Linked DNA regions of Mus musculus: all the other regions are linked to region 2. Evidence: chromatin loops called from intact Hi-C (ENCODE). Cell type or tissue: gastrocnemius. All regions are shown on one strand. Links, peaks and the distances in the headings refer to the core of each region. The heading gives the core; the rest is flanking DNA. Region 1 overlaps Srgap2 (SLIT-ROBO Rho GTPase activating protein 2). Region 2 holds the start of Srgap2 (SLIT-ROBO Rho GTPase activating protein 2). Region 3 overlaps Srgap2 (SLIT-ROBO Rho GTPase activating protein 2).

Region 1 (7,854 bases), core at 1,063-6,062, 94 kb after region 2:
TCAAAAGCCGTGAAAAACAAGGTTAAGTAAGTAGAATGGGTCCCAAAGGATAATGCTTTGATAGCAAGCATAGAATTTCACATTTGACATGCTCTGTGGTAATGAACCTTTGAGGATATTATGTTGAGAGACAGACCCAAGGAAAAGTATGGGCAAAACTATGTGTGGGTGTGTGTCTGTGTGTGTATGGGGTCTGTGTGTGTTTATCTCTGTGTGTGTGTGTATGTCTGTGTCTGTGTATTGGGGGGGGTCTCTGTGTGTATCTGTGTGTGTATGTCTGTGTATGTGGGGGGTCTGTGTGTGTATGTCTGTGTATGTGGGGGGGGGGTCTGTGTGTGTGTGTGTGTGTATCTGTGTGTGTACATGTGTGTGTGTGTGTGTGTGTATGTGTGTATGTGGGGGGATCTGTGTGTGTATTTGTGTGTGTGAGTATCTGTGTGTGTGTGTGTGTATGTCTGTGTCTGTGTATGTGGGGGGATCTTTGTGTGTGTATTTGTGTGTGTGTGTCTTTGTATGTGTGTTTGTATCTTTCTGTGTCTGTGTATGCGTGTATTTAAATCCAAGAGAAGGATATTAAATTTGGGGGGTAGTGCATGTAAAATTGGATAGCATCTAAAACAGAGCAATAGGCGTGTGTTTGTGTTAGTCAGCTTCCAGTTACTGTGACCAGATAACTAAGACAAATAAACTATGAGGAGAAAAGTTTTCTTGCCTCATGGTTCCAGTGGTTCTTAGTCCATAGTTGTTTGATCCTATTTTGTGGGGTTGGTGGTGGCATGTGACAAGAGCATGTGGGGGAGGTATGTTCCTTTGTGATGGTCAAGAAGCAGAGAAAGGATGGGGCTAGCAGTCCATCACGGACAATCTCCCAGTATAGCAACTTCCTTTTCCTGGGTCCTACCTCCTAAAGAATCCGCTACTGTCTAGTAGTACCACAGCAGTAAACAAGCCTTTAACAGAGACCCTTTGGTGGATATTTTAGCCTTATATGATTGCACTATTCAGAAGTTATTTGAGAAATTAAACAAGATTGATAACTGATTAGATAAAAAGAATCTTACTGGTCAGAAGTAATCTGATGTCTCTAACTTGGATAGCAGAATAATTGTGGTGTCTTTTATAAACATGCAGGCATTGAGGAAATGGGTGTTTTAAATAGTGACTCTCTCTTTGAGCATGTTGAGTTTGAGGCATTGTAAGGATTTTATGTTCCCAAGTTGAGATGTGGTACTGCCAAGCCAAGTGGTTTTGAGTGGGAATATCTATTGAAATCTGTAGTGTAAACGATATTGTAAATGTAGACGAGAGAAGAAGAACCAAGAGCTAAATAAAAACCTAAGGTTTAGGAGACGTCCCAATGCTGGTAGGCAGTAAACATTTTTGGTAGGAGAAAGGAAAGTGCCTAAAAGAAATGAGTAAGAAAGTTAGTTCCTCCTCCCAGGCAGGAGGGAGGTGTCTCAGGGAGTTAGAAATGTTTGAAGGAGTGGTTGATTGAGTCAATTTCAGCAGTTTCTTACTAATAATCTTGGGCTCAAGGCATTCTGAGAGAAGCAGAGCAGGGGATGGCTTAGTGGTTAAGAGTACTTGCTGCTCTTGAGAGGATCCAAATTGGGTTCTTAGACCCCTATCAGGCAATCTAGAAATCTGTTGCCCTTTTCTGGCCTCTATGAGCACTGTACTCAATTACAACACACACACACACACACACACACACACACACACACACACACACACACATGAAATAAATCCTTTTTTAAAAAAGCTTGAAGACAAAAAGCTTTCTTCTCTCAGAATGGAACATCTGAATTGCTGGGTTTTATAGGTCAAAAATGGTCACATAATAGCACACTTACTTGGTATAGTGTACTAGAAGAGGTGTTGGCTGAGTTGTATGGACAAATGCACTTAATAAGAATAAGATGCTAACCCCAGTGAGCATCTGAAGAATCCACAGAAGTGGCTAACTTCTGTCTTGTCTCACTAATGTGCTGATGGGGCCTCTACTTCTCACTTTAACATTGCGGATGGAATCTTCATTTTCCCATCTCCCCCTCATTTCTGTGTGCTCAGATGTTTGTGTACTACAGGCATTGCTGCAGACAGCTGTGCTCCTGCAACTGTGCTGCCAGTTTGTAGGTAGCATGAAAAAAAAATAATGGCCTTCTCATTTCTGATCTGTTCTTGCTTGCTTGTTTGCCTACTTTTTTCTTTCTTTCTTTTGATGCAGAAAAGACATTTTAGCCATGACTAGTTTGGTTAAGATAGATGTGGCTGCTATAGTAGACTTTATGTAGTGTTAGCTTATGCAAGACAGGTGCAGATTTTTCTATACATAACATTCTTTTAACCAGTCAGGACAGCGTCAGGCTCCTTATCTCACCCCTAGAGTGTCGTTTATTGCTATATATCCCAAAGTAGCTCATTGTCACGATGTCAAATTTCCCCCATTGGGAAAAGCAACAGGGCAAGAGGGAAACATGTCTTTATTCTTTAAAGGTATAGTCTGGAAGCAGCACATACATGCCTTAACTCATCCAGCCAAACACTACAGTCACATGGTTATCTACACTGTTGGGGGGGGCAGGGTAGACAATATATTTATTAATTTGGGTGACCTAGAAAGAGGAGTTTCTATCACTATAGAAGGGGAAAATGTCTGTCACATTGAGGGACAGTGTTTATAACATTGCCTAAGTTTCATGGTGTGTGGAAGGACAAGTGTGTGAAAGAACAATGCCCCCCATCATACATAGTACACATAAAAGAGTAATTTGTTCTGGTTGAGGCCAAGGAAAAGAGACTTTCAGAAGTTCAGTGGTTAGGAATGGAAAAGTAAGACTGCCAAGGCTGTGTATCTTTCCTAAATATTTAATATAATTGACACAATGGAAGAAATTGGAGAATGAAGCATTTTAGATAGAGAATAGTGTTACCATCAGCCCTGAGGTAAGAAAACCATGGCTGATGGATAACTTATTTGCTTTTCTGAACTATATGAACTATAATATTGAGTAAATCTGGAAAAGGTAAGCCAGATTATAGAGGTTTGTAAATACTAGCCTATAGAGTTAGGGCTTTGTTTTGTAAGTATAGAGGAACCACTGACAATTTCTGAGCAAGGAACTGAATTATGTCCATGCTTTAGCAAGGACCTAGATGATTATGGCTGGGGAGATGTCTCAGTGGTTATGGGCGCTGGCTGCTTTTTCAGAGGACCCAGATTCAATTCCCAGCACCCACATGGCAGCTCACAACTGTCTATAACACCCTATCCAAGGGATTTGACACCCTCATACACACACCACACACAAACATGCAGGCAAAAACAGCAATGCAGAGAAAATAAAAATAAATAAATCACTTTAAAAGGAAAGAAACAAAGAACCTAGATGAAAGGACATAGAAGGGATATAGGGTAGTCCATTGGTGACAGTAGTAATATGAGCCAAATGAAAGTCATGCCCTTGGGAATAGAAAGATTGAGCTGAATGTAAAGGCAAGAATCACCTGAGTCAAACAAGCTGGGGCAGAGAAAGCACTTTTTGGTTTTCTAAACTTTGGAGTAGGAAGTATACTGTATCTTCATTCAGCCAGCAAACTGTAGCCTCAATTTTGCTGACTCTATGACTGGTCCCAGAATAGCTCATTCTCAGCAGGCACTTGTCACTTCCCCCAGAGCTGTAGCAGCTGTTGGCCCAGTAATGCCATGAATTTGTCTGCCTGTGCTGCCAGGAGAACAGCTGCCAGCAGCAGCTCAGATAGATCCCGCTCTGGGATGTGGAGTTTATTCAACTTCGGATGGAGCAGGTTGGCCAGAGCTGAAGACAGTACACATGGATTCATCCCACCCTTTTCCAGGCCAGTCTCTTACTCTGGCTCCATCTCAGCCATTCATCCTGGGTTAGGATGGTTATTTTTGTTATAGTTTTAAGTAGCTGCGTTTAGGGGCAAATGTTGCTGAACTCCGTATTTTCATTTTCTTTTGGAAAAAAATGTTTCCTCTGGAAGTCATTACGCTGTCACCCTGTGACTGTGCTTTCTGCTCTTTGTCCATGTTCACCTTTTGTCCTTCCCCACATGGCTCAGTGAAGATAGCCTCATTACAGCCCTTACAGCATGACTCATGTAAAATCTGACCTGATGGTCCCATCCCTCTGCCCCAGACAGTGAAAGAAGCTGTAGACAACTATACTGATTATTCCATTCTACCTTCTGCTAAGTAATGTGGCCTCCCTGTCCACTGATTGTTACAGCCTTGTTTGATTAAAAGTGGAGATAAAATCTTATGTGACAGTAGGAAGCCTTCTTATGGAAGATGTTTTGGCATTTTCTTTGGCTCTTTGAAGAGCATAAATGTATTCCTATTTGTTGTTGAGCCTTTGATTGTCTCTTTAAGTGGAATTTGTGTTAATATTGCCCCACAGGATTCTGAAGGATTCTAATTAATAATGTGCTGGCTTTTCTTTTCTTCTTTTCTTTCAACAAGCTTGCTGTAAATTACTTTTCAGCTCATTTGGTTTTGATCTCCTGCTTTTAATAACTAATGTCTTTGTTTTAATTTGAAGTAGTTTCTCTCCCCCACCCCTACCCCATGTGGAGCTTTAGAGAAACACCATGCTTGGCTATCCTGCTGTGCTTCTTACACAGACCTTATGCTATTTTGTAGCCTGTTGTCAATATTTTCTTATCTTTTCCTTCTCCTTAATAAATATTTGTTGGACGTTTTAAAATTATATTCTAGACTCTTAGAGAAGGATGTCCAAAGAAATTAAAGGGACCTTAACTTAGGACTACCCCCCTCAAAAAAAAACCATAAAAAATAAAAAAATATTTTATTTTTGGTAACATTAAGTTAGCAGTACATGAAGGTTGGGCACAGGCAAAGTAACTCTGCCTACCTGATTTCTGTGAGTTGTTACTCTTGGGAAGGTCGCAGGAGAGCCTGGCCTTGGGATCTCATGAACTAGTAGAGGCTAGAGCACTGGTTGTTCTTCCAGAGGTCCCAGCTTCAGTTCCTACCACCCATATGATAGCTCACCACCTCTGTGATTCCTGTTCCATAGGATCTGATGCCCTCTATTGACCTCTAGGGCATCAGGCACACACATAATATATACATGTAGGCAAAGTACTCAAACACACAAAAAATATAAAGTAATAGAATTTTTTAGATATTCAACTCTCAGTACTCCCTTCAGTAAAAGAATAAGTACACAATTAAAATTCTTGTAGAGTCCATGTTCTTGGTCTTAGGCCTAGCCTATGTATGTGCAGGTTGCTGCAGGTACTTCCCTTTTTTCTGCTAGTGGAATCTTCCTTCAAAATCAAGTTCAAAGCTATTTGCCACCCTCACAAGATGACATTGGGTTGAAAAGCAGAGTCTGCTGACCATAGAGAACATTACAGCTCTGGTTGCAAGTGAGAGAAAAGTGGAGAACCAGAGAAAACCGATTCTCCTTGAGTATGGGACCACCTAAGAGGGCAGCAGTAGGAAAGATAAAGTTGCTAGAAGGAGCACTTCCTGACTTCCTGGGACTTGCACATCATTCACTCATCTTGGACATATTTGGCAATTGTTTGTTTCCCCCCAGGAAAGTTTTGCCCAGATGTAGCAGCATCTGGTGTTAAGCATGGGTTGGCTTCCCTTCCCTGTGGCTCAAGTTACTTTTTTATTGAGAAATTAACAGGAAATTCCTTGGTATGTTTTCCACTAGCCCATTCCATATAGAACTTTAGGTGACGGTTGGTCCTTTTTAAAAGATGGTGTTAACATCTGGCAAGAGAAGAAGAGACTGCAGAGTGCTCAGTCCTAAGTGAAGCATATATTCTGCACTCCCTCCTTCTGAAGCTCAGGGAGCACTGCAGAAGAGGAGTGGAGAGAATGTGAGAGCCAGTGGATGACTACAAGAAAACAGCATCTCCTAGACACAGGGCAGCTGCACATCTGAACTCACTGTAGTTGTGACAATATACACAAGACCTGTGCAGACCAAATTAGACCAAACCCCAACATGGAGATGGGAGTTGGACACAAAATCCCTCCCTTTGCCATGAAGCTATTGGCAGTTGTTAGCTGCTGGGAGAGGGAGAGACAGTGTTCTCTGAGTGTAGCTCCTATTAAATTAACCATACTCTAGTGAGGACTACTACATCCAAGAATATTTGGGCAGCACAGCACAAATTGTCTTGATTTTTTTTTTTTTTAATGATGCCAAGTTGGGTGGATAAGAACAGGAATAGAATAGATCTGGGAAGAGTTGAAAGGTGTATGAAGCTCATATGGAACTCCCAAAGAACTAATGAAAAATGAAAGGTGTTGGGAAGGCTCCTTACACAAGGACAGAGGAGAATGGGAGTCATCAGAAGATAACTTGAGTGTAGGCAAGACAGGTTGGTTGACCACTGTTTGGAACTGAAAAACAATTTTGGTGCAAGCTTTTCAGGAAGCTTTGCAATTTAGTAGAAAAACAAAACAAAAAAAAAAGCCCCCTGAGCTTTGAACCAGGTAAATTTGAGTCTAAACTTGATCTCTACTGCTTATAGCAATGTGATTTTGAACTAGTCATTAAATCCCTTTTAGCCTCAGTTTCCACATCTCTGAAGTGTGGACTAATACCTTGAAAAGTTGTTCTTATGATTGGATATAGTATGGGAAGTACTAGGCTAGCATCTGCACTAAGTAGATATTCAGTAGAAATTAGCTGATAGAATTACCACTATCACAGAAGAGTGTAGCAATAAACTGTTGGGTTTTCTGCAAAGAGCAGTGAGACCTGACTAGGTAGATGATCTGTTCTGTTCTGCCTCCTGCAGTGCTTTCCATGGAGACCAGCAGGCCACTGGCCATAATGAATTAGCTATGCTGGAAGCAGAATATGGTTACTGGTTTCCAGATCTCAGGAAGCTTCCACACTTGTACTTAAATGGTGTTATTTCATCCTCCTGGGACAGAGAATGATAGAGGGCAGGTCAACAGCGAAACATGCTTTTATGAGCATTTGGGAGGATGCTGGACTTCCAAGAGCTTCCTATGCTTCCTAGGATCTGACACTAAAGGGTCAGCAGACCACACTTCAAGCTTTTAATTCCCCAGGCAGTAGCATGCCCTTTGACAGCAGTACAGGGGGTCAGGGAAATTACAGTCGTCTCTCCTCCTATAAGTATTTCAATAAACCTAGGGAGCAGTATGTAGCTCCATCTCTGGATCTTTTAATTCTTAAGAACTCACAGCCTCACAGCCAATTAGATGCATTGTCTTTGACCCAGTTCTCTTTTAAAGACAAAAGCCATGCTTTGGGATTGGGAGCTGATTGTGAGGTGGGAAGGCTACCAAGATAAGAAGAAAAGACAGCTTCTGCTATACAGACTTTATTTATTTATTTATTTTATTGTTGATTGGGGAAAGCCAGACAGGCTATAAGAGAATAATAGCACATATCCACACAGGCACATGAATCTAAAAATAGAATCCTATTTAAAGCAGGTACCAATAGTTCCTGAGAAGGGAGGAAAAGTGGAATATTCAGGAAAGGACTCGTGCTTGGTTCAGTCACAGAAAGGTAGAAGATAACACAATTATGTTCTCAATTAAATTTGGTCCCATGTTAACTGAAGTAAAGACTTTAATATCTATGTCCTGTGCTGTGATGAAGTATCATACTGTGAGGAGATACAGAATCATGAGGGAATGGCTCAGTATTAATGAAAGATTTAAGGAGGTTGAGAAAAAAAAAGAGTTCGGATTTTTCATTGCAACAAGATAATTTTATTCTGTTAGCTTCTGTTTCTTCTACTTAACTGACCCTCTGCCCCTTGGGTCTGACGTTCTGAAAGGATCAATGAACAGGTTTGCAT
Region 2 (7,722 bases), core at 1-5,000:
TTTCCTGGTGGAAAGGGAAACTTAGTATTTATTGAGTAGGAAGAGCAAATTTTACTTCCTTTTGACTTGGGGAGGGAAGGGAAATGGAGTTCAAGGTGGGGAGAGACAAGTGGAGTTGAAGGGAAACTTCCGCAACAGGTTTAACTTTCTCTGGTCTTCAAGAATCTTCTACTCTTCAGCTCCGACCCCGGCTCCGGAATTGGGCGATTTCCCAGTTCCCAGCGGGCTTCTTCCCTTTAAAGCCTCGCCTCTCTGACCACTCCCAGCGCGAGCTCCGCCCGCAGAGCGCTCCAATTCTTGCTCAGCTCCACGCGGCTTCTTCGTAGGATTCAACGCCCCTCAGCCCTTTCCACGCGGGCTCTGGCCCCGTCCCGCTCCCTCTTCTCGGAGCTCGCCCGTGGGCTTTCTCCCTTGCACCACGGCTCTCGGCGTCCTCTCCCGGCCGAGCTCTCGCACTTGCGGCCCGTAACCCGTAAGGTCTCTTCCACAGCGGTCGCTCCGAAGTGAGCAGCGGTGTAGCGAGGTGGAGGGGAGAAGCCTCGGAATAGGCTCAGTTCGCGCTGCAGTCAGTCAGCGAACACGCCGGGTTTTGCTCTTTCTTCCGCTTTCTCTGCTTTTTCTAACCCGCTGTCAGTTTGAATTGCCTGCGCCGAGCAGGGATTGGGAGGACTAGAATTTGCCCCAGACCCACATTGGAAGGCCAAGGGCCTTCTCCTGACGTGAGCTCAGAGGCCACGCCCCAGTAACGGTGCCGATATCAGATCGGCTCTCTGATTGGTTAATATTAGCTCAGCCCCTAAGATCATTGGCCAGCATCTGCTCGGCTTAAACCCTCCCCCCTGTGAACTTGGAAGACACACCCCGAGTTTCTTATTGGTGGATACACTAAGGTCCAGGCCGTTCTCTACTATTTATTGGCTGAACTTCCCTCCTCCCTTTCCCGGTCCGATTGGTCCCGTCTTCTCTTGAGAGTTTGTGTTTGGCTGTCGCTTCCATTTTATCCCGCCCATCAGCTTTACTTTAGGCTTCCACAGGCCGGGGAGGAGCTCACTCTAGGACTGCGCCTAGGCAGCTAGTGTTCGCCACACCTCTAAGTTTCGTCAGCCCCGCCTCTACTCCTGGCGTCTATGGATCAGTTGTTCCTATTGGCTATAGTCCCCGTCAGTCGCTATTAGGCGGGCGGTGATTGGCAAAGGGGTGGGTTCAGCTTCCCGGCGGGGTCTTGCGGAGTTGGCGGAGTCTCCTTAGGGAACTGGGGGGCCGAACTGCGTAGAAGAGGGTGGCGGGGAGGAGAACGCTAAGTGGGAAGCGGAACCTTGGGCCTGGGACCGGTCGCGGCAGAGCCAGGTAAAGGCTCCTTCTCCCCTTCCCTCCCCGTACGCCCGGCTGCTGCTGCTCTGACTGAACAAACCGGGACTGGGCGGGTGGACGCGTTGCGGATGCTGCTGCTTTCGGCGCCGCCTTAGCCGTGTCGCCGCCCGCGGTCCTCATACCGCCCTCCCCGGCCCTCCAAATCCCCCAGTGCAGCCCATAATACTTCTCGGGACTGTTCATCTCTCCGCCCATCCCTGCACTGCCGAGGACGGTCCTCACGCGGCGACACCGCCCTCCCGCAGCCCCTTTGCACACGGTTGGCCGGGTCCACCTAGGGGCCTCGCCGTAACGGTCCGCTGGTCTCGTCCCTGGTCTCCTAGCCTTGGCTGCCAGCCCAGGACCCGGAAAGATGGGGTGTTCCTCACGGCTTGCAGGGTGCTTTCTCCGTCCAGCCCTCCAGTCTGTCTCCCAGGGCTTCTCCACCCACTCTGATACCCAAACCTCATGCGGGTCCCGAAAGTTGCCAACATCCTACACTTCACGTTGCAGCGGTCCACCGCGGTTTCCCTCACTGCCTCGCCCCCAAAGCCGTCCTCTCGGCGCCCTCTCTGGTCGTCCAAGCTTGGGCGGCTCGAGCTGGCCCGGGCTCTCTCCTGCCTCAGGACCCCACCTCACGCCCGCCTCCTGCTTCCTGTCCTCCCGCACCGCGCGGCCTCTGCTCGCTCTTCCTGCGCGCGGCCCTTCCTCCAGCCGCCGGGAGTAGGCGACACTGCCTGGAGCCGCTTGTGCGCCGGCGGGGACAGGGCGGCCTAGGAGGCAGGGGCCCGCCGCAGCATTGGAGCTCTTCCCTCAGCCTCCTTGCCGCCGCCTCTCGCGCCTCCCGGAGCGACTCTCACTGATGCCTCCCACCCGACTGGGATTGGGTGCGGTATTTGTGATCCCTAGGCTTGGGGGACAAAAAAAATACTGGGGGGGGGGTGCCATTTAGAGTCACTCTCATACCTGGCTTGGGGAAGGCTACCGCCGCCTGCCGCCTCCCATCTCCGGGTTTTCCCGGTTTAGACCCTCGCCTCTAGCTCGTTTCCTGCTTCTGCCGACCACATTGTTTTCCTGGATGTCCCGTGCGGAGCGGGCCCTTCCTGCAGCGTCCCCCCTCCACCCCCCTCACCCCCCTCCCCGGTTTTGCTGCCAGGAGAAGCTAGTTACCAAAAACAAAACAACTGGGAGGAGGGGTGGCAGGGGAAGAAAAGTTGTGCCCATCTGGTTGTCCCCTCTGGTATGGATCCTGTAGATGTCTGGGAGGTGCCCCAGCCGGAGGTCAGGGGCCGCGTCGCGGGCTAGGCGGGAGGACCCCTCTTGGGCTAGCAGGGTTGGGAAAGCGCCGAGGTGCCGCAGTCCCCACCCGCAGCTCAGCTTTCCCGCCGCAGTCTCCGCCCGGAGCACGCGCTGCCGGCTGCTCCAAAGTGTTCTCTTTCTGCCTTAAAACCTGGAGGGAACATTTTTCCTCCCTACATTGATCGCCACGCCGGGTCTTCGGGCGGAGCGGGCGTTGTTAGGCCAAGATGAATGGGCCAAAGCTGGACTTGGAGTGTCATCCCCGACCCCACCCCTGTTGCGATTAGGATCTTCCCTCCGACTGATCGCCCCCTCCCCCCTTTTCTTGCATTTACAGGCTAGTGAACCGGAGCAAAGACTTCCGACCCACTCTGCGCTGCAGCGGCACCCTTTTGGGATTTGATTTGCAGAATCTTTGAGCTGGTAACACACACACACACACACACACACACACACACACACACAATCCCGCGAAGAACGCCTAGCCCTCCTCTGGCACCCCAAGACAAACCCACTCCCTCCTAGGGACACAGCTGGGCGCGTCCACACCCCCGCATCCCCTACACCATGTTGTGCGGAAGGACTTCCACTCCCAGCCTGTGTCGTTGATGTCAGACCCCAGGCCAGCCTCCGGGCGCTGCAGTTCTCCTGGTTAATGCTGCGGTTGTGGTTAGGGCTTTAGTACTTAAGCCAGCCGCCGCCGCCCCCCACTTCCCCACCCCCGGCCTCAGCGCCCACAGTCTGCATGTGTGTGCAGTAGCCGGCTGCCCATCCCGCCGCTCGTGTTCTCCTGGAGCTCTGGATACCACCGCGGGGCATTTCTCTGCCTGTGGGAGAAGTGGCCTTGGAGGCATTGATATCAGTGGTTGGATTTTTCCCGTGGATCTATCAATTCACAATTCGGATTTGGAAGAAAGAAGGAAAACATGACGTCTCCAGCCAAATTCAAAAAGGATAAGGAGATCATCGCAGAGTACGATACTCAGGTCAAAGGTAAGGATTTTGAAAATTAGCATAAAGCATATGTTCTGCGGACTGGTGAAGCATGCGTTTCCACCCCAATTTTCAGGGCGTTTGTTTCTTGGGTGGAGCAGGTGGTAAGTTGACCCCAGAGGTGGTTTCATAGGTGGATCAGCAGTGTCAGGGGCCATAGGCACTAGAAGAGGGCTTTAGGAATATCTTTGTGGGGCTGACCATTAATTTGGCAGTTTTTTCCCAAAGGCTGGGCAGGGTGGGGGAGGGGCAGGAGGTTCTCCGGGGAGAGAGAGAGAAAAAAAGCTGCTATTTGCCTTTGGGTGTCTTGAGTCAAGCTTCCTTGAAGGACAGCTGAAATCTGACAGGTGTTTGGACATTTATTTCAAAGGTTGTAGAGAAGCCCAGGTGGAAAGGCAACCTTGGGAAGGGGAAACCATTTGGAGAGACCTGGGAGAGGTGGGGTTTTTCTGGTACTGTATTAAAGCTTGAGATTTGCCAAGACACTGAATTCAGGAAGTCCCTAGCCATATTGGGTGTACCTAGTACTTGTCTGGCCCGTGGTCACCCTGCATACAATCAAAGATCACAGACCAGAAAGAATAAGGCCATCCAAACTGGTTTCCACCCCTCACTTAAACCTTAACAGAGTTAGGCTGTTAGGTTCTCAGAGTGGTGCTGAAACTGGAAAATAGGAAGACATAATTGTTTAACCCTTCTGCGTTGTTGCCCTCTGCTCCAGAATACATGCTTTTTAAAGGTCCATTTCCTTTCAGCAAAAACGTGAAGGGATAAGGCAGAATGTGGACCTGGAGAAATCAAGTGTTGTCTCCTCATCTAGTCCACTGCTTAAATTGGCTTCTCAAATCGAAACCTATACCCACATGGCTTTCCCTTCTCGGGCATTTCCCTTAGGAGGTGTCATGCCAGTGAAGGAGCCCTAGTCTGTGTTTGTGCAAGGCACTGCCCCTTTCTGACCAGTCACTGGGAAGAGCCATGTGGCTACAGTTCATTGAGACCTTAGCTGGGAAGTGGGAGAGGTGGGTGGCCTTGAATGTTAAACCACATGGTTGGAACTCTGGGTTTTTCCTTTGTTTCAGAGTAGAGAGGGAGGGGCCCCTACTCCATTCCCTGCACCAATGCAAGGAGACCTTTTTCTATCTTAGAGGACTTGGTAAAGACCATGTCTCCCCTCTGATGATTGCCTTGGATGTGGGTTAGAGGGAGAGTGTGAAATGGGTAGTCCCTTTTATCTCTTAGAAGGTTGAAAGGCAGTTTGAAGTCATCATTGTGTCTTCAGGATTTTTTTTTAGAATATATATTATCAGTTTGGTCAATGCAGGAGATGCCCTAAGGGACCTTCAATCCATTTGACTGCAAATATTGGTCAGATTTATTACAAGAATGGGGTAGTTGAATGCTGAGAGCTCCAGTTGGATTGGAATTGAGAGAGGTGTGGTTGTGAGTTATAACTGAGGTCCTGGCCTCTTGTCATTATTCATAATCCCAGCCTGTTTTTGTAAACAATGGCCACTGGCCTCTATGTCCTGTCCAGATGCAGCACATTCTGCTCTTGTAATGCACTCCCTGTGGTTTTAGCCAGATATATCATTGAAAAAATACATCCTATTCTTAACTGTTGCCATAGGGAGTGTTAATAACTTTGTCTTTCCCAGGTGGTTCTCCATAAGCACACATTTGACTAAGATGAAAAGTGATTTTTTTATATGTTGGTGATTTTTTTTTTTAAGGTTCAGGGCTAACAGGTATCAGAATTTGCTGATTTTTTAAAAATTGGTAATAGGCTTCTTATGAGTGTCTCAAAAATTAAGTACTTTGCGTATTTACAAATATTGCTCATTGAGATGATGTAATGCACTTAGCTATTTGGAGTTTCTCTTCAACCCTGCCACAGACTAGAGACCGTTTTGTGTGTGTGTGTGTGTGTGTGTGAGTGTGTGTGTGTGAATATTTTTCCATTGACTATTCAGGAATGTAGAATTTGGTAGGTGGCTGACCCTGAGTTCTCGCTGGAGGAGGTACCCATGAATGCTTTTGGAACTGACTTGGTTTAGTCCCTCAGTTTACAGCTGAGGAGGAGGTAGAGAACTGGAGAGGTTTGTTCAAGGTCACACAGCTAGGTGGTAGCTGTGTAGAAGGTAGGAGTAGTTTGACAGACTTCTGTACCTTCCCAGTAAAAATATCATCTGTTCATGGTGAAAACAATTCTTAAGGCAAGTGTGTGTGATCTGTAATAGTGATGTATAGCAGCCGTGTGCTAACAGTTTACTTTGGGTGTTCATCATGTACCATGGCACCCCAGTGAGTGGTCTATGTAATTGTCACCTCTCTCCAGGAAGTATTGTCATCTAAGGAAACTGAGGTTATGAGAGGGAAAAAACCCTTTCAAGGTCATACAGTCAAAAGTGGCACCTTCCTTGTTTTATTTATTATTTGTTGAGTGCTTAGTATGTGTTCTAGGCTTTTCTACATCAGTCAAGAAGACAGAATGCCAGACCCCTATGGAGCTTACATTTCTAGAACCATATATGGTGGAAGACTCTATAATTTAAATTCAAGGGATCTTGGCTTGGGGTTGGCACTGTGACTTACTACCTCACCTGTCAGAATTAAGAATTTGGGCTTTCAAAAAATTGTGTTCTGTTTGTTCGTTTTGCTTCTTAGAGACAGGGTCTCAATGTGTAGGCTGTGGTAGCCCAGAATTCACTCTGTAATTCAGGTTGACCTTGAATTTATGGCAGTTTTCCTGAGTCAGACTTGTGAGTCTGGGAATACAGGTGTGAGCCCCTACCCTCTACAAGCAGAGTTTCTGAGTTTTATGAATTCTGTGGAAGTAACTCATGATACTGCCAGACTTCTCTTATAGATGCCAAGAAATTTTTTTTTAATGTTATACAGCTATCAATTTGGTGTGTCCGTTAAAAGTAAAAGTGTTAGAGGCAGAGAATCCAGGTTTAAACCTTTGTTCTACTATGTTACATGTCTTGTCCGAGTCTCAGTTTCTTAATTGGAAAATTGGCAAAATAGTGTGCGTTTCCTATTCCTATGAGGAATAAAGGAGCTAGCTAGTCTGCAGATTTCTTGTAGCTCAGTATCTGGCACCTGTGAGTACTCAATGACTGTATAGTCTACTTGCCAATTAGTCAGGCTGCCTTGAGAGTTCACTCTCTAAGCACCAGCTGTTAAATGATAGGAAACCATAGTAGGAATGAATCAGTTCTAGTTGAAGTTTGTTGAGGAATAACAAAATGTGTCATGTACCTGTCATTTAAATCCTTTGGCCAGTCATGGTGGCTCATGCCTGTAATCTTGGTAGTTGAGAGGCTGAGGTAGAAGAACTTTGGAAGTTTGAGGCCAGCCTGGAGTAGAGTGAGGCCCTGTTTCAGAAACACAACACAACACAACAAAAACAAAACAAATCCATCTCCACTAAAAATCTCCCATACTCTTTGAACATTAATTTCCTTTTATGCATGATAGGCAAATTGTCTGAAAATATTGTATGTATCTCTGTTTTTTTAGTCAGAATTGTTTGAACCAAGTAGACTTTCAGTAGACTTTGGACTCTCTTCTATGATTTTGTTCTCTCATGCTATTATTCCTTAAAAGCACCTGCTTGCATGTGCTCTGAGGAATTTCTGAGGTTTCAGTAGCAGTCCTACCTCAGTATGGTTTTCAGGGGCAGGAGAAATGCTCCCTTAATCAGTCTGCTATGTGGCTATGTAAAAACAACCACTGTTTCTGCTTTGTGGGTGTTTGGATTCCTTTGAAAAGTTCATGTCTTTCAGTGTCCAACCCAAAAGCACTAATATTCTTAGTCTTCTTGCATAGTTTTCTTATTTCTATTTTTTATTTTATAAAGTACTTTTATGTACAGGAATTTCTGGAAATTCTTGACAGCCTTGATGAGATTCATGATTGGAAACTGGTACATTTGACCTCTAGCCTGTTAGCATCTTTATTGGCACTTAAACACTGCATAGTGAAGAGTGGGACATAGAATAGAGGTAATTGTCTGGGTGGGACTTGGGTGAATTCATATTACTGTCCACAATACCTCTAGGTACTCTCTTAATTAGG
Region 3 (7,854 bases), core at 951-5,950, 140 kb after region 2:
AAAATCCTGGCTGCAGTTTCTCCTCTCAGTCCTTCCCCTTCCTCCCACCCCATTTCCCAGCTCCTCCTCCATAATATTTTCAGAAAAGCACAGACCTCCTATGGATATCAACTAGCCATGGTATATCAAATAGCAATAAGCCTAGGCACCTCTTCTCCTATTAAGGCTAAGCAAGGGTCTCACAGGCAGGCAACAGAGTCAGAGAAAGCTCTTGCCCCCACTGTTAGGTGTTGCACAAGAATGCCAAGCTACACAACTGTAACGTATGCAGAGGGCCTAGGTCAGTCCTATCTAGGCTCCCTAGTAGCCAGTTCGGTCTCTGTGAGCCCCTATGGGTCCAGGTTAGTTGATTCTGTGGATTTTCTTATCTTACATCATAAATTCTTTTAGAAAGTGTTTTTTAGTTTAGTTTTTGTTTTTTACATGGGTGTGTGTGTGTGTGTGTGTGTGTGTGTGTGTGTGTGTACAGGTGCTTATGCCTGGTGTGAATGTGGAGTTCAAGGGACAACTTGCATGAATTAGTTCTCTCCTAATACTTCTTGAATCTTAGAAATCAAATGCAGGTTTTCAGGCTTGGTGGCAAATACCTTTATCCACTAAGCCATCTTGACAGCCTATGGGGCTATATTCTTGACTTGCCAACGTTTACTATAGATTAACCCTCTACTGCTTATTTAACAATATCTTTTCCCTGACTCCCACCCAGATTCTATTGCTGATTTACTATTCACTAATTTTACATATATATTATATATATATATTTAAAACCTCACAAGAGGTTACTAATTTTGCCTTTTAATAGTAAATATTTACACACACACACACAAGCCCAAACTCTGGCCTTTTCCTTCTCACAGTTGAATGATTTTCATGTGAGAAGGTGCTAGTGAGAAGGAACGTGCTATCCAGAAGGATACAGATTTTTAAAAAGTGTTCATGGGCCATGACTGATGGTAATAGCTGCCACTGTAATTGGCATGCACAAAGACAAGAAGATATAAACCAGCACAGCACCTGGGGAGATCTACTCAGTATTCTAAAGTTGGCATTATGTTCCTCTTAGAGCCAACCATGGTACCTGAAGTGTCAAGAGACTGTTATATTCATGATTAAACCCCTGGAGCCTCTTCCTTTCTCTAGACTGGGATTCTAAGGCAAATGAAGACTTCTAACAGTACACTGATTCCTGATGAACTGGCTGTACTGCTAAGTTCCTCTTTCTCGTTTGATCAGCAGTTTTCTCATTTAGGCATTTCCTGTAGAGTGCTGCTGACTGTTTCATTTCCTACCCGGGTGTTTCCCTCCTCTCGGTGTTCACATGCCAACTTTCAGATGAGCTCTGTCACCTCATGTCTCAGCCCAGCCATCTGAGAACCACAAGGCATTCTTCCTACTTTAACAGCTCCTGGGATTCAATACTGTAGGAGGGCAGATGCTTGCAAGCACTTACTATGCTGTTTCTTTTGCTTTCTTAAGCCTTTGCTTGCTTTTCTTCCTGAGTTGATGTTATGTCCTGAGATTTGTGTCCTCTTTGCCTTTGTGTCTTTTGTTCCTTGTATGTCCCAGTCTACTTGAGGGTACCCAAAGTCACCTAGACACTGTTTCTATGCCTCTAATGTCCAGCCTTGGAAATAAGTAGACATTCGCCTTCAGCACCTAGGACTGGAAGAGAAAGAGCTCTTTATTGTATATTACTGTTCACTGCTTTGGGGTTTGACATATTCTTATTTTTTCTAAGGTCCCAAAGCACATTGTTAGCTTTGAAGGTTTGATTGTTTATTTGTTGTTGTTTCATATATTTTTAATATAAGTACTCATAGCTATACACTTTCTTCTTAGAACTAGCAAATTTCCTGGTATGTTGTACTTTTATTTTCATTTGATTTTTAAGAATTTTTAAATTTCTGATTTCTCATCTTAGAGTGTTTTTCCACATACATACTTTAAAATAATTTCTATGGTTTTTCTTACTATTGTTTTGTTGTTTGATAGAATAAGATACAATTAATCATTCTAGTTCTTTTATATTTTGTAAGTCTTGCTTTATGGCTAGAACATGGCATAGTTTAGAGAAGGGTACGTGGGATGCTGATAACATCTATTCTATAGCTTTTAGATGGAATATTCTGTCTATCTGCTAAGTCCATTTGAACCATGGTGCAGATTAGTCCTGAGGCTTCTTTGGTGATTTTTAGTAGGATGCCTTATTTAAAGAGGACAATGAGGTATCAAAATCACTCTGTATTATTATTGATGTGGGACCTATCTGACCTTTTATGTCCATCAGGGTTTACTTTATGAAATTGGAAGCTAGAATGTTTTGTATATATTTTACAGCTATATCTTCTTAATGATTTTTCCCTTTATTAGTATGTAATGGCTTTCTTTATCTCCTCTAATTTTGATTTGATTTCTACTTTGTTGGATTTCAGAGTAGATATGCCAGTTTGTTTTCCAGCTGCCATTTCTTGATAGATTCTCTTCTGTTCTTAATCTCTTTACCAGTAAAGTGTATTCCTTAAAGACTACAGAAATTTGGATCTATTATTTTAATGTATCCATCTAGTCTGTATCTATTTATTGGTAAGCTAAGCTTATTATTAAGAGATGTTCATTCATTCTTATAATTTAAGCAGCAGTTTCTAAAATTAGGCATTCTAACACAATCCAATCCAAAGTAATGGTGGGAAAATAGGAAAAGTCTTTATCTTTCATTACTGGACTCTGATGCAAAGGATAGTAAACTTGGTACAAGCAAAACACTGCAATTGCTAATGAATGTAACACTTTTGAGTCTATGCCAGACGTAAGCTGCTCAAGAGAGATTGCTCCTCCATTAGTTCTCAGTGATTTTATATTTTAATAGCTTTGGGCTCTTATTTTGTTTGGTTGGTTTGGTTTTGTTGTTGTTGTGTTTTGTTTTTAGCTTTTTATTCTTTGTGAGTTTCACATCATGCACCCCAGTCCTGCTCATCTCCCCATCCCCTCATGTCTGCCCTTTGCCCTGACAACCTTCCCCACAAAATAAAACATACACAAACAAAAAACAAGCAAAGCATAGAAAACATCTCATTGTGGAAGCTGTAATATGTCACAGTGTGTCCCACAGTGTATCCCTCTGGCCACACATTTCACTTGCAAATGTTCATTCCAATGAGTTACTGGTCTGGTCTGGTCCGAGATCTCTGGATTCTATGATACCATCAAGATTGGCTCCTCACCAGGACTCCTCCTGGTTATCCTGTTGTTGCTCTGTGTCAGGGAGATCTTGCAACTTTGGGTCAGCAGGCCTAGACCTTTCACACATCCTAAACATTTTCAGATTATTCAAATTTTGAGTTGGGCCAACTCAGAGCCCTGGATCTGTGCATGGGTGGTAGCTGAGCTGGTCAGCATGCAGACTCTCCCTTAACCATATCACCAAGATAAGCTCTCCAGCACTGCTCCAGCTAGGCCATTGAAAACTTCCATCAGCAGGAGGCAGGGTCACTCTCCTGCTCTCACACCCTTGAGACTGGCTCACCTGCACCTGTGCCTCTGGAGCCAGCTCCACCGTGCTGCCCATTCAAGGTGTGGGGCCTACTCTCCTATGTGCTGCAGCCTTCAAAGGGGTGGGACAGTGCTCCTGCTCTCACTCCCTTGGGGCTGGCTTACCCGTGCCTTTGCCATCAGGACCAGCTCCACTGTGTTGTCCAGGTGAAGTGCAGGAAAAGACCCACTTTCCCTGTGTTCTACCGCTAGTGAGAGGGCAGGGCTTGCTCTCTGGTTCTCATGCCAGCAGTACCAGCTCTCCAACTACGATGGGTGGCAGCAAGGTAGGGCTATCATACTTGTACCCACGCTGCTGCATGGCAGATGAGTGGGGGGCCAGCTCTCCTATGCTCTTGCCTTCAGCCCTGCTCACCTGTGCCTCCTCCACCAGGGCCAGCTCTACTCTGCTCCCAGGCAAGTGTAGGGCCAGCTCACCTGCTCTCTTGTGGCTCCAGGGCCAACTCTCCCAACTGCCGCAGGTGGCAATGGGGGAGGCTTTGGGATACTTTAATACTATGTTTTGTAAATAATTCAACAGGAATCTGAAACAAGTAGTGGGATTTATAGTGTGTCAGGTTTCTGACTTTTTTTTTCTGTAATATGACTTCCCCCCTCCCCAGGGAAATTTAGCTATACTCATTAACTTCCAAGTGAAATGGTTATTGGTAAAATTAGCTTTTATGGTGCTTACAAACTCAAAAGATTCCAAACATTTTTTTAGCCAGTATATAAGCTTTTGAGATCCACTTACTCCAAAGCAGTGTCATTATGACTGAAGCAGCCATTTGTAATTAGAAAGGCAAATGCAAAGTAGAAGGATTTACTGTGTAATAGCTGGATTTTTAAAAACTCCAATTTCTGTTTCTGGCAAGCAGGACAAGATAAGGAAAAAGAAATCCTTACCCTAGGATCATCCCATTTCTATTAATGTCTTTGAGATGGATAAAGACTTACATTCTGATAGGCTCGAACGTCAGGTCAATATCTATCTTTCTCAGCAGACTGTGAACTTTTAAACTCTCTGTTTTATATTCAAGCCACAAGTACATGACATATAGTAGATGTTCTATAAATATTTGCTGATGGATTTTTTTTTTGTATATTCCCTAAAATCCAGCTGTCTTTCTGCCTTGCCAGAATTCAGTAATTGAGCATAAACCTACTTTGAACTGTAATCAGCTATCTCAAGAGGGGAAGTTATTTAGCGCCTGTCTTGGTTGGTGGGCTCTAATCCTATCACTGCTACTTTAAATTTAGTGAGTTATGACTAGTATTTAAAAATCAGAAGAGAGTAGGAAATACAAGAAGGCGCTACACATAAGATTTTCATTGTAGACATACTGGATTATAATTTCAAAACATCCTTGCCTCCTACCCGTATTCAAAATGTCAAGCAGTACCAGTGTTTCTCACATGGCAACTCCAAGCCAGCCTTTCTTCACAATATTTGTGCTTTGATATAATTGCTGCTGTTATCATTTGACATGCTGGAGATTCACCACCACCAAGGCCTTAAGCTGCTGGGCAAGCCTTCTCCCACCAAACTATCCTCCTAGCAGTATATATATGTATTGTATGACCTTGAGTTCCCCAGAGTTTAAGTTCCAGTAGAGCACAACTTTGGTAGTCATTGTTGGTTTCTTCATCTGTGGATGAATGGAGACTAACAAGGTCCTTCCTACACACAAGTAAGGAAATACGGTTGAAGGGAAATTCAGAGTCATTTCTCAGCTCTGACCTGCTAGATCACCATTCTCTGCACCCCTGTAACAATAGCCCCTACTGAACCACTGTTTGTTTAGTTTTCTGTTTTGTTTTTGGTTTTTGGATTAAGTTGGATGGGAGAGGCCAGCCAGGTTCAGTTACCACCATCACCTAACATTGGCTTGATACCTAATAGCCCACTCCCTTAAACCCTATCTTAACCATTCAAAGCATTCTGGGCAAAGTGCCAGCTCAGGAACTCGGCCTCTTTGAAATAGAGTGCCCCTGAAACCTCCACCCTGGATCTGGTGGCTTGTCTCCTGCTGCAGAGCTTAATAGAACATTTATATCCCTTTCCTCTGAGATCTGGAAATGTCCATTCAGTTTTAAATTAGATATTTTTTTCTTTGAACAGTTGGCCTCTGATACATCTTTGGGGGTAAAGAGATGATGCTAGCACTGGTAGAGATCTGTGCACTTGAAAATTTGATTCCTTTTTGGAAAACTGCTGACCCAATCTCATTGTCACAGAATTAAATGACCCTGCTGTTTCTACCTACTAACAGCTTCGGCCCTGGGACCCTGAAATTAGCTTCTATCACATGACAAAAACATGCTTTCATAAATATACACACATCTAAAAATAAGGAGAGGTTTTTGTGCCTAATAGAAGTTCTGTAGTGTAGATAGGTAAACTATGCTGGTCTGAATAAGTAGGAAAGTAAAGAATCAGTGCTCCTCCTGGTGCAGACTAGTTTTAGAAGCCTTTCATATTGGTGGGTTCTTTGTTCATTTGTCTGTTCATTTGTTTTGTTTCTATCTAACAACAACCAAAAAAAAAAAAAAAAACCCATTGACATTCAGGAAATGTATTAAGAAAGTACAAAGTTGGGGCAAGTAGTACACAGATGGCTCAACAGTTCAGAGCACTGATGCTCTTGCAGAGGGCCCAAGTTTAGTTAGGTCCCAGTCATCTGTCAGCTAGTAACTTTAACAGCAAACACAGGGGATTTGGTGCCTCTTGCCTCCCCGGAAATCTGCACTCACTTCCACATACCCACATGCAGACACACACACCTACACATAATTAAAAATAATAAAATAACCTTTTAAAGGGGCAAGTGACAGTCCTACATGCAGGCTGAGCAGACCACACCTTCTGCTACCTTACACTTGGGTGGGGTGATGGACAGTGTGGAGATGAGGCTGTATGTTCCAGTTCTGTCCAGCCCTTGTCTGTTAGAAAAGGAAGGCTTCTTGCTGGTGTTTTAAGCACACAGCTGGAAGGAGCTGTTGCAAACTTATTTCTGATGAGACCTGCTTTTGTCCCAGGCAGAGTGGGGCTCCCACTCTAGCCAAAAAGGTTGTGATAAGTTTCAAAATGAAAGCTCCAGATATGAGTACACTATTGCACTTCCGAGTCCATTGTTAATTGTGCCACATTTCTAGTCTAAATTTAGCTACCTTTCTTTTTTCTTCTTCTTCTTCTTTTTTTTTTTTTTTTTTTTTTGACAAACACTTAAAAGAAAAACTTTACCCAAAGTTAGCCACCCCCAACTTCTGTTTGGTTTCCTGCAATGTTTAGATGACTCATTCTCTTCCAAGAAATCTTAAAGAAAAGAGATCAGCCATGTGTTGGTGCACAAAGACTACACTGTAAATTCCTTTTCTTCCCTGCTTAGAAACCCCTTTGCTCCTTTATAGAGAAGGGAAAGCTCTGCAGTCCTCATTGTCTTCTACTTGGCTTCATCAGTTTTGTTGTCCCTAGGAATAAATGTGCTCCTTGTCTTTGGGTGGGGCTCCCTAGTAGCTTCCCAGCTCTTTTAACCCCTCAGTGGAGATCCGCACGGAAGCACTTCCTGGGGCCTTGCTTTTCCCTGAAGGCTACTGTTAAGGCTTCTGAGTTGGAGAACAGGTGGCCTTTTATCATCTGTGAAAGGAGAGACACTGGCCAGTTCCTGCCTCTCTTCTGGGTCAGAATTGCTCATTAGGAGCTTTAATTGTATATTTTAACTGAGCTAACTAGAGCTAGCTACAACGTGTGTTCCCAGCCCAGCCAGAGGGAACGGTAAATCTGATTGCTTCAGCAGCTTGTTCAAATAAACAGGGATAATAGTTCATCGGGCCTCCCAACTAATCAGAACACAAAAGGAAACAGCTGCCTGTCTTAATTGCTGTTTTATTGGTTAGACTTTCCCTCCTCTTCCCCTCCCTTCCTCTTTCCACTCCTGGACTCCTACTAGTTTATTTAAGTCCTGGCTAAGCAACCTAGCACAGGATCAGGTACCATCTCATTTAACCTTTGCCATTTAAACCTAAGAATGAGGTGAGAACGGCTGGAAAGCTGGCAAGGAGAGCTTCTGGGGCTGGAAGGGTGGGCAGCTGATAGTGATACTCATGCTCACCTCTGACCTGGTGACTCTGAGGCAGATGGTGAGTCATTTTCTCCTCTCTTTGCCTTCTTGCTCCTCTGTTGCTTCTGTGGAACTCAGCCTTCCTCTTCATGGGAGGAAATTCCATGGGAAGTTGTAGACGAACAGTTGAAAGCTACTGTCCTCCCAGGTGACTGAACCAGAGGAACTAGGAATGGGAAATCTGCCCTTCCGGTCCCTGCCAGCA

What was found. A loop is a pair of places that touch in the nucleus more often than their neighbours do. Peaks named below come from ENCODE experiments on the same cell type or tissue, not always from the same donor. Only the 100,000 strongest peaks of a DNase experiment are listed, where the experiment ranks them.
Region 1: it touches region 2 in a loop (2.5-fold over the local background); 16 of 42 quality-filtered maps call a loop at or near these places.
Region 3: it touches region 2 in a loop (2.5-fold over the local background); 3 of 42 quality-filtered maps call a loop at or near these places.

The regions. Positions count from the first base shown.
Region 1 is chr1:131,427,890-131,435,743 of GRCm38, reverse strand. All of the region lies in intron 3 of Srgap2 (SLIT-ROBO Rho GTPase activating protein 2), which reads left to right. Among named protein-coding and RNA genes, the nearest start is that of Srgap2, 96 kb to the left of the region's middle. In gastrocnemius, for the core only: no CTCF peak of the experiment used is centred there; a DNase peak (open chromatin) is centred at 3,723; H3K4me3 peaks cover 318 bases; H3K27ac peaks cover 1,347 bases.
Region 2 is chr1:131,520,858-131,528,579 of GRCm38, reverse strand. Srgap2 (SLIT-ROBO Rho GTPase activating protein 2) reads left to right here and starts at 1,219. Exons shown (of 23, transcript NM_001081011.2): 1 at 1,219-1,347; 2 at 2,987-3,642. The coding sequence starts at 3,576. It overlaps Fam72a (family with sequence similarity 72, member A), which reads right to left and starts at 677. Exons shown (of 4, transcript NM_175382.4): 1 at 1-677. In gastrocnemius, for the core only: a CTCF peak has its summit at 2,053; DNase peaks (open chromatin) are centred at 2,897, 3,230, 3,858, 4,610 and 6 more places; H3K4me3 peaks cover 5,000 bases; H3K27ac peaks cover 4,643 bases.
Region 3 is chr1:131,378,061-131,385,914 of GRCm38, reverse strand. All of the region lies in intron 4 of Srgap2 (SLIT-ROBO Rho GTPase activating protein 2), which reads left to right. All of the region lies in intron 3 of Gm51644 (a long non-coding RNA gene), which reads right to left. Among named protein-coding and RNA genes, the nearest start is that of Ikbke, 100 kb to the right of the region's middle. In gastrocnemius, for the core only: no CTCF peak of the experiment used is centred there; no DNase peak of the experiment used is centred there; H3K27ac peaks cover 777 bases.